Linked DNA regions of Homo sapiens: regions 1 and 3 are each linked to region 2. The links are chromatin contacts, found by Hi-C or POLR2A ChIA-PET in ENCODE. All regions are on one chromosome and are shown on one strand. The core of a region is the stretch at or near the end of the contact, and the rest is flanking DNA. Distances in the headings are between cores, read along the strand shown.

Region 1 (2,700 bases), core at 110-2,609, 210 kb before region 2:
GTTGGTTTGGTGAAGAGGAGGGCTTATTGACTACTGCCCTTTTATATGTGAGAGTCTTTCTAGGTGATATTTGATTGCAGTTCACTTCATGTGTGTTTCAATTGTTGGGACCATCCTTCTCCTCCTCCAAATTATCAAGTGTCTATCTGGGTAGAAAACTGCCCCTTCCCAGAAACAGTGTGCATTTCCTGGAAAGTTGGTCATTTCAGCCCCAAATTTATGAGTAAACATTTCTGTCATTTTTTCTTCAAATTTGTTCTGATAATGTCTTTATAGATTCATTTCATTGTCTGCCCTACTCACATCCTTTTAAAGGAAAAATTATCACACCATAGTCTCTGGCAAAGCAACAAGATCCCATGACTTCTTCCCCAGTCATTGGATGAACACTGGACCCAAGAACAGCTACTCCCTTTGCCAATCAGTGACAAATTAAAATCTCCTTTTTGAGATTTTTTTTTTAAATTAACAGAGATAAAGAGTGTAGATAACATACATGTTGATGCTTCTCATTCATTCTTACACTGGAAAAATTTTCCTAAAATTTCCTCCACTTTAGCTATTTTGGACTTAACTGAATAGAGAACATCCCCCCCCACACCCCCCCCCACACACTATTATGTCTTCCTGATGTCTATTCAATAATTTAACAGATAGTTGTTTTCTGTTTTCAGTGTACATAGTGCTCAATTTATTGTCATAAACCCTAATCCTCTATAACGTAGCATAGGTGATTTCTAAACAACCTTTGAAAAATGTCTCTACACATTTTTTTCAATGTTGTAGCAAAAGGGCAGATTAAATACTTCCTATATCAATGATATTTACCATGTTATTAATATGTTGACTCCCTATTGTCTGTCTCAAATCAGACATGACTGTTAGCTTTGTATAATGACAATGAATGGTAAAGTTGGCTTTCTGCCAGGCAGAAGGGGTATATGCAACACACACACACACACACACACACACACACACACACACACACACGACACTCTGGTTTTTTTATATTTACATAATTCCAAGAAATTAAGTGAACATAGAAAGTTGCTAATGCTTTTTAAGGTCTTGTTTTATGTAAACAAGGAACCACAATAGGAGTGAGTCAATTTATGTCCTTTCTTAGTGTTCAAATAAACTGCAGCTGAAATGATTACACAGCAAATTTTACCAATTTTGCTCATGATTATAGTCTGCTGATTTCTCATTTATAGACAGCTAAAACTTATTCTTTGTATAGTTTGAAGGAGAGGTTTAGGATACCATTTTATATATATGTGGGCTCTTTATTTTTATTTTTGCCAAACAGAAGCAAACGTTAGAGTGTTCCACTGAGCAACAACTTAGAGTTGTTCCTGGTTTTGCTTGAGAATGCATTCGGCTCACTTTCACTTCAGCTTTTTAAACCTTTTTGTTCCTTTTGATTTATGAGTCTTTTCGTTCTACTTCAGAGATTCACTTAACAGGGACGTGCCAGACCCTCAAGTCCCCTCGGTTTATGGTGTGGATCTAGCCGACAGCCCTGTACCATGCCCTGCCCCATGGCAAGCTTGCAGTGTAAAACAGCACCAATTGCGTGAGACGACATACAAGACCACATAATAGAGGGGATTATAAGAGAACAAACATTTCTTTGCTTCATTTATAGTATCATTGTGGAAGGACGAAATGCTGTAAGTCTGCTTTGCCCGGGTGTGGACTTGTAATCCACCCAAAACTTTGATTGTTCCCTTCACTTTGCTTTGTAAAAGCTTCTGTGGCTTTTGTGGATTATTACTTCATAATGTTTGGACAAACATCAATTAACATACATCAAAACGTTTCCACTTATGTCCCTCTATGAATGGAGGAGACCCAAAAGACACATGGGTTTGGAAACACTCACATGGAGATGACAGGAGGCCAGGCTGTGCAGACAACACAGGTGTGCTGCTAGATATGTGTTGGGAATGGGGCATTTCTTAATGGAGCTTGGAGTAATTATCTAACCAGTCCTCTAAAGAGTGGCTTTATTGGAAACCTTAGCTATTATAAGGACTTTTTCTTTAAACCTAGGAAATGAGTGGTTGAAAATCAGATGAAGTTTGTGAACCTGGCTGTTGAAATTGGAAGCAGCAGAAATTATGTTAGTTTTCGTAGTCATTGGAGAACTTTTTAATCTTTAAAAAAATTTCTTGAGAGAAATTTGAATTCATAAATATTGAAAATATTTATGTCATAATGTCCAACAAAAATATTCCCAAAGCCATACTATATTATGGAGTTTTAAATATATGCCATCTTTTGGTGTTTGGCTTATTCTTGTAGGGATATTTTCTATCTATGAGGCCAATACTGTGAGTAGCTGGAACAAATTCATGGCCAAACCTTTACTGGTCTGTATTGTCAGTTATAAAACATTGACAACAGATTCTTGCCCAGTTGAGAGTACTACAGCTCCAAATATCTCTCATTATGTGTTTATCTGATAATAATGTCTGTATTTGTGTGGCAAATCCTCAGAACATATTAATGTTGTTATTGAAGACTGTGTCTAATTTGTAAAGGCACTATAAAATAACCCAAGAATGACTTCATTTTTTGGATTATTTTGTATATTATTATCATCAAGGCCTAGTTCCTGGAGAATTTCATTAATAAGTTTCAATAATCACATCAGGCTAATTTGCTGTATTTACAAGTCCACTTTATTAGAGTGGT
Region 2 (2,700 bases), core at 8-2,507:
ATGTGTGGGGCCCTGAAATGACTTGTTTGATTCTGCTATCTACAGAGCTAGAGAATTATTCATTAATATGTATTTGTTAGCTTTGGTTAGAAATGTAAAAATAAAACTGAAAATTTTATTAACAACTGTGATAAGGTATTTTAGAATTTCTGTTTGAAATAAAGACTATTTCCCTAGCTATACATGATCTTTATTCCAATAGAATTTCTAGAAACTTTGTGTTTTTTTTTCTGGATTGGGTTGAAAAATGAGTTTATTTAAATGTTATATTATGAATTCACAAGTTTTATAAGCATATCAATTATATATAATGACCTTAGATATCAGGCAGAAAAACAACTCTATCCCCAGAACTGTAACACGCTTTCCTTCTCAGTAATGGGATTACTTTTCTTATCATTTTGTGGCACTTTCACAGTAACAACAAAGTAACAACACAGTAACAACAAAGATCTCATTTGAGTACATTAATAAGCAAAATCATTGGTCTGAATCATTATAGTTAGTTCACCTTTGAGATTTCTTAGTTCCCTTCCCTTCCTTTCCCTTCCCTTCCCTTCCCTTCCCTTCCCTTCCCTTCCCTCCCCTCCCCTCCCCTCCCCTCCCCTTCCCTTCCCTTCCCTTCCCTTCCCTCCCCTCCCCTCCCCTCCCCTCCCCTCCCCTCCCCTTCCCTTCCCTCCCCTCCCCTCCCCTCCCCTTCCCTTCCCTTCCCTTCCCTTCCCTCCCTTCCCCTCCCCTCCCCTCCACTCCCCTCCCCTCTCCTCTCTTCCCCTCCCCTTTCCTTCCCTTCTCTTCCTTCTTTACTTCCCTTACGTCTTTCCTTCCCTCTTTCGTTTCTTACCTCTTCCCTTCCCTTTCCTTTTTTTCCCTTCCCTCTTTCCTTTCCATTTCCTTCCCTGTTTTCTTCCTTTTTTTTTCTGTTTTCTTCCTGTGCATTTTTTCCTTCTTCCTCCCTCCCTCCTTTCCTTTCTTCCTCCTTCCCTTCCTCTTTCCCTTTCTTCCTTTATTCTTTCCCTATTTCTTCTTTTCCTTTCTTTCTGTTTTTTTCTTAAAGAAAAAGGTCCCAAGCCAAGCCGGATCTGCCATGATGCAGGTTCTGGCATTGGCATCCCCACTGCCCTCATTGTATTGCTTAGGGAAAGGCTGACATTCTTCCAGATCTGGATATGCCTGGGGTTCCAGTTACTGGAGGCTGGAGCTCCTGGGCCAAAGGGCATTCTGGAGTTTGGAACCAAATCAGCAGTTCACGGAATGGCCTGAGCCTGGTGGTGACCTCACAGTTTCAGAGAGAAACTGGGAGGAACTGTGCTGTCAACAACAGGAAGTTGATGAAAAATGAAAGAAGCCCTTGGGGAGTGAAATGAAGAGCAGATGGCTTTAATTGTTAGCCTTGCTGTGACAACTGACAAGAGAAATTCTGCTCTCTTGACATTTAAAAGATACCAGAAATACCAGTGACCACATTCCATAGCTTCTTGAAGGTTTCCATGTCAAGGAGTTCAAACTCCTCTCTATTTTCATTATTGAACAGTCCATAAAAACTGCAGGTGATAAGATCCCTGATGGGTTAGCACTCTAAGAGTTTGATAAGGCACTGAGTGCACGCAGTATAAGGGAGTGGGAAGTCACGGTGAAGGGAGGCGCTTATGCAGGGAAGTTCTGAGTGATTTATAATCTAGGCTGCTGCAAGGAAAACAAGCTCAGGTGGAAATCAAGAGCTGTCTCTATAAGCTCAGTGGATTTTCTTTTATTCCTGTGACTATAGAAATCCAGTTTATTGTCATATTGTGGAATAGTCCTTTGTTAAAAAAAAAGATTTCTATGAAACCTTTAAAGAAATGAAGTAAAAGAGAAATGAATGTTAACACAGAGATATGCTGCCTTATTTGCACAGTCAACTCATTTGTAAGAATTAGAATCCTGAACTATAGAAGGTGGCAAATGCAGATCCTGTGTATGGAGCATCTTAAGGAACCAGAAAAAAACACATACACGCTTCATGCTGAGAGGTGGATACTCTGTTATTACATCAATATGTAATTATTCGGTTGAATGTTTCTGATGCATTCTAAGTATTAACCAAATCTTTTTCTTCTCTGGTGATATAAAACAGAAACATTTCCCCATGACTGAAATCTTAATTAGGGCTACTAAATTAAGACTTAAATGTGAAAGATGAGTTTTGTTCTTTAGCCAGATCCTATGGCATCTCTATGACAATTACCACTACGTTTTCTAGTTTTTCATTGTGACTCTCATATAGAAATCTCCTAGCTCCCTCACCCCTGGGTGAGATAATGCTGAATATGTTCTGCACTGGCTCCCCACAGAGCTCCCCGGCAGGACTGACTGAGCTCCAGTTACCCACACTGATAACTTGCTTGAAAATTAATCCTTCATTGGCTTCCCTCTCTCCCACTACTCAATTCCCTATTACTCCAGTTGTATTTATTCATCTCACCTTTTGCTTGAAATGAAATCTTTGAGTTGGCTTCTGGAAGAACCTAACATAAAACCCCTTTCCTGATGTACACACCCATTCCATGCAGTGCTTTTATACTGTGTTCCTGCATGGAGTTCTCATCACACCCTATTTTAAGCATTTGTTTATTTGCTCTCATTTTTCATTACACTATGTACTTTTTGAAGTTAAGAAATGTGATTTAACTCTCCATATTTGGATCCAAACAATGGATGGCA
Region 3 (2,700 bases), core at 57-2,556, 240 kb before region 2:
TTTCTTTACTATTCTATCCCAAGTACGTTGTACAGTGCAGGGATTGGGGAGATGCAAAGATAGAGCTGTTTAGTAAATGAATGAATGAATGAATAAGCAAGAATGACTCTTAGGTTTCTAGCTGGAGACTCTGGTAAATGCTGTGCCATTCACTACACACAAAATATAGGATGATTGTAGCCTTATGAGGGATGGAGATTTGAATATCTTAAGTTTGAAGAGTGTGTGCTTATGCGGGTGCAATTTCTGGCAGGCATTGCACAAAGGGAACTGAAACTTATGAGAAAGATCTAAACTGAAGACATTGCTCTAACACATACTGGTATGTAGGTGTAGCTAAAGCTTTGAGAGTAAGGAACAGCAGATGTGATGAGAGAGAGAGAGAGAGAGAGAGAGAGAGAGAGACAGAGAGTGCCTGGACAGGAACCTTGGGGATAATCAACATTTAAAAGACAGACAAAGAGGAGCCTTGAAGAAAACTTTGAAGGTGCTTCCTGAGAGGTAGAGGAAAAGTGATACTACCAAGACAGAAGACAGCAAGGGAGTCAAAAACTGCCAAAAAGTCTATTGAGATGTGAACAAAAAGTGTTCATTAGATTTGTCAACTCACATCTTGGCAAAACCAATTTTAATTATTTGAGCAAAAGCCAGATTTTCCTGAGTTGAGGAGAAAGGTAGGGAGAGGAAATGGTGAGTGTAGATGGCATTTTTCTGGACACTCCTCTGTGAAATTACAGGGACTGTGAATGTGGTACTATGAGGATATATATGTTGAAGGCAGAGTACTTGTTGAAGATTTTACAGCTAAATTACGCATCAACTACCCCTGCTAAAGGGAGATTATGAAGTGATGTTGAGTACTACTTCCAGCGTAAGACTTCGTGGTTTACAAAGAAGAGTTTGGGAATGATTCTGAGGAGAATCACACAGATGGTGATATGATCATAAAATAAGACCTTGGAGATATTAAGTAGGATGACTACCTTCAGCTATGAGGGATACAGCTTCTCAGAAGACAGTGACTATAATATGCTTGATCTCCCGAAAGGGGACAACATGGAAAAGGACCTCAGTTGTACCAGGAGGAATTTAATTTAGAAAGCAGGATTTCCTGACATTGTGATTGAATGTTTAAACAGGTTACAAAAATTGTTATGAAATCTCAGAGGTCTCAAAAATATAACATTAACAGTTTTGAAATAAGACCTTGAAGAACAAATGTTGATGATTTCGATTAATCCTTTTTGAGCCAGAATAGCTGGTCAATGGCTCTGGTAGCTAAGGGACTGGCAATGCAACTCCGTACAGCTGCACAGTCAGTCTCTTGCCAACTACATTGAGCTAATTTGACACAAAGTGGTTGTTTGTAAGCCCTAGAGAGCCTTTCCACATCTCAAACCCTGGAGCTGCTCAAAATACTTCCTGTGGGCTTCAAGTTTAGACCTAAATAAACTTGAAAAATCCATCTGGTGTGGGCTGATTCTAGAATTCTGGAATGTAAGATAATTTGGACAAAGACAGAAGCCAAGTGGAACTCTCAGAGCACTGTATGTCCTTGTAAAGGTTGGAGGCCTAAAATCCTATTTATTTTTCTCTTAAATTGAACTGAAGGGATGAATAGCTCATTGTGGATGGTTTATATACTGTTAGCCATCTTGCAGCATTGAGAACCTCTGCTTACTCTTACCTCCAATTGTATTTTTTTGGTGGAAAAAGAATATAAATCAACCATGCTATTTTCATTCAAACACCCATTTATTCTCTTAAAAATGTATCCTTGTGTTAGAAACATTTTGTTACTTTTTTAAATGAACGAGTTTATGAAATGTCTTTACAAGGTCATTTGTATCATATTTAAAGCTTTCATTGGTATTATAATTCTTGCATCTATAAAGATCTGGGTGAAAATGTAGATATTATTAAACTTAAATACCTGTAAAAACAGAAACAGAGAGAGGGAATTTTAGTTAATATAGGCTTTGGTTTCATGATGGTCCCTAAGTTTAAAATTGTGGTAAGTTTAGAAGGGTGTTGATTTTTCCTTTACCTAATATAAACTGTTATTTAATCAGTAATAAACAGGATAAGTAGCTATTTCCATGGCTAATTTTGTTTATATGTTTATCTTTGTATATGTTTTCTATTACATCTCCCATTTTAGATTGACTACGTGTTTAAATTCGTTACCTTAGGACTTGTTAGTGACAATACACCAGTCATAGGGTAGAGATATTGGTTGCTGCTGAATTTAATAATGAGTTATTATTCTAGGTTCATTAATTCATGGCATATTCACTCAACTCATTCATTCTATCACTTATTTATTTACATGGCCACTCTGTGCCACAAATCATGTTAAGGACTGTGGATAAGTAAAAAATGTCCCCTGTTGATATAGTTTGGATATTTGCCCCCACCCAAATCTCATGTTGAATTGTAATCCCCAATGCTGGAGTTGGGGCCTGGTGGGAGGTGTTTGGATCATGGGGGCAGATCCCTCATGGCTTGCTGCTGTCTTTGGAATAGGGAGTTCTTATAAGATCTGCTCATTTAAAAGTGTGTGGCACCCCCACCCCAATCTCTCTCTTGCTTGTTCCTGTTCTCGCTATGTGCCTGCTTCCCCTTTGTCTTCCGCCATAATTGTAAGCTTCCTGCGACCTCCCTAGAAGCTGAGCAGATGCTAGCACCATGCTTCCTCTA

Evidence for each region. Hi-C counts contacts between places; a loop is a spot of excess contacts on that map. ChIA-PET counts read pairs that join two places held with the same protein, here RNA polymerase II (POLR2A). Pooled maps may share reads with other maps.
Region 1: a loop to region 2 is called in a pooled map, with 2.2 times the contacts of the local background. The contact joins two enhancer-like sites. A Hi-C loop is called at or near these places in 1 of 50 pooled maps. POLR2A ChIA-PET finds 5 or more read pairs at or near these places in 3 of 52 experiments (BJ, H1 and activated naive CD4-positive, alpha-beta T cell).
Region 3: a loop to region 2 is called in a pooled map, with 3 times the contacts of the local background. The contact joins two enhancer-like sites. A Hi-C loop is called at or near these places in 2 of 168 maps with a recorded cell type or tissue (esophagus muscularis mucosa and gastrocnemius medialis), 3 of 37 single-sample maps with no recorded cell type and 4 of 50 pooled maps.

Annotation. Positions count from the first base shown.
Region 1 is chr4:123,810,477-123,813,176 of GRCh38, forward strand. All of the region lies in intron 3 of LINC01091 (long intergenic non-protein coding RNA 1091), which reads left to right. Among named protein-coding and RNA genes, the nearest start is that of LINC01091, 160 kb to the left of the region's middle. Within about 2 kb of position 1,360, at least 3 of the 41 ENCODE cell types and tissues checked have a DNase peak (open chromatin) inside an H3K27ac peak, as active enhancers do.
Region 2 is chr4:124,017,639-124,020,338 of GRCh38, forward strand. No RefSeq gene overlaps it. Among named protein-coding and RNA genes, the nearest start is that of LINC01091, 370 kb to the left of the region's middle. Within about 2 kb of position 1,258, at least 14 of the 41 ENCODE cell types and tissues checked have a DNase peak (open chromatin) inside an H3K27ac peak, as active enhancers do; they include gastrocnemius medialis, where a contact is called at or near this core.
Region 3 is chr4:123,776,130-123,778,829 of GRCh38, forward strand. The region is part of intron 3 of LINC01091 (long intergenic non-protein coding RNA 1091); the gene reads left to right. Among named protein-coding and RNA genes, the nearest start is that of LINC01091, 130 kb to the left of the region's middle. RefSeq lists an enhancer at 125-184. Within about 2 kb of position 1,307, at least 3 of the 41 ENCODE cell types and tissues checked have a DNase peak (open chromatin) inside an H3K27ac peak, as active enhancers do; they include gastrocnemius medialis, where a contact is called at or near this core.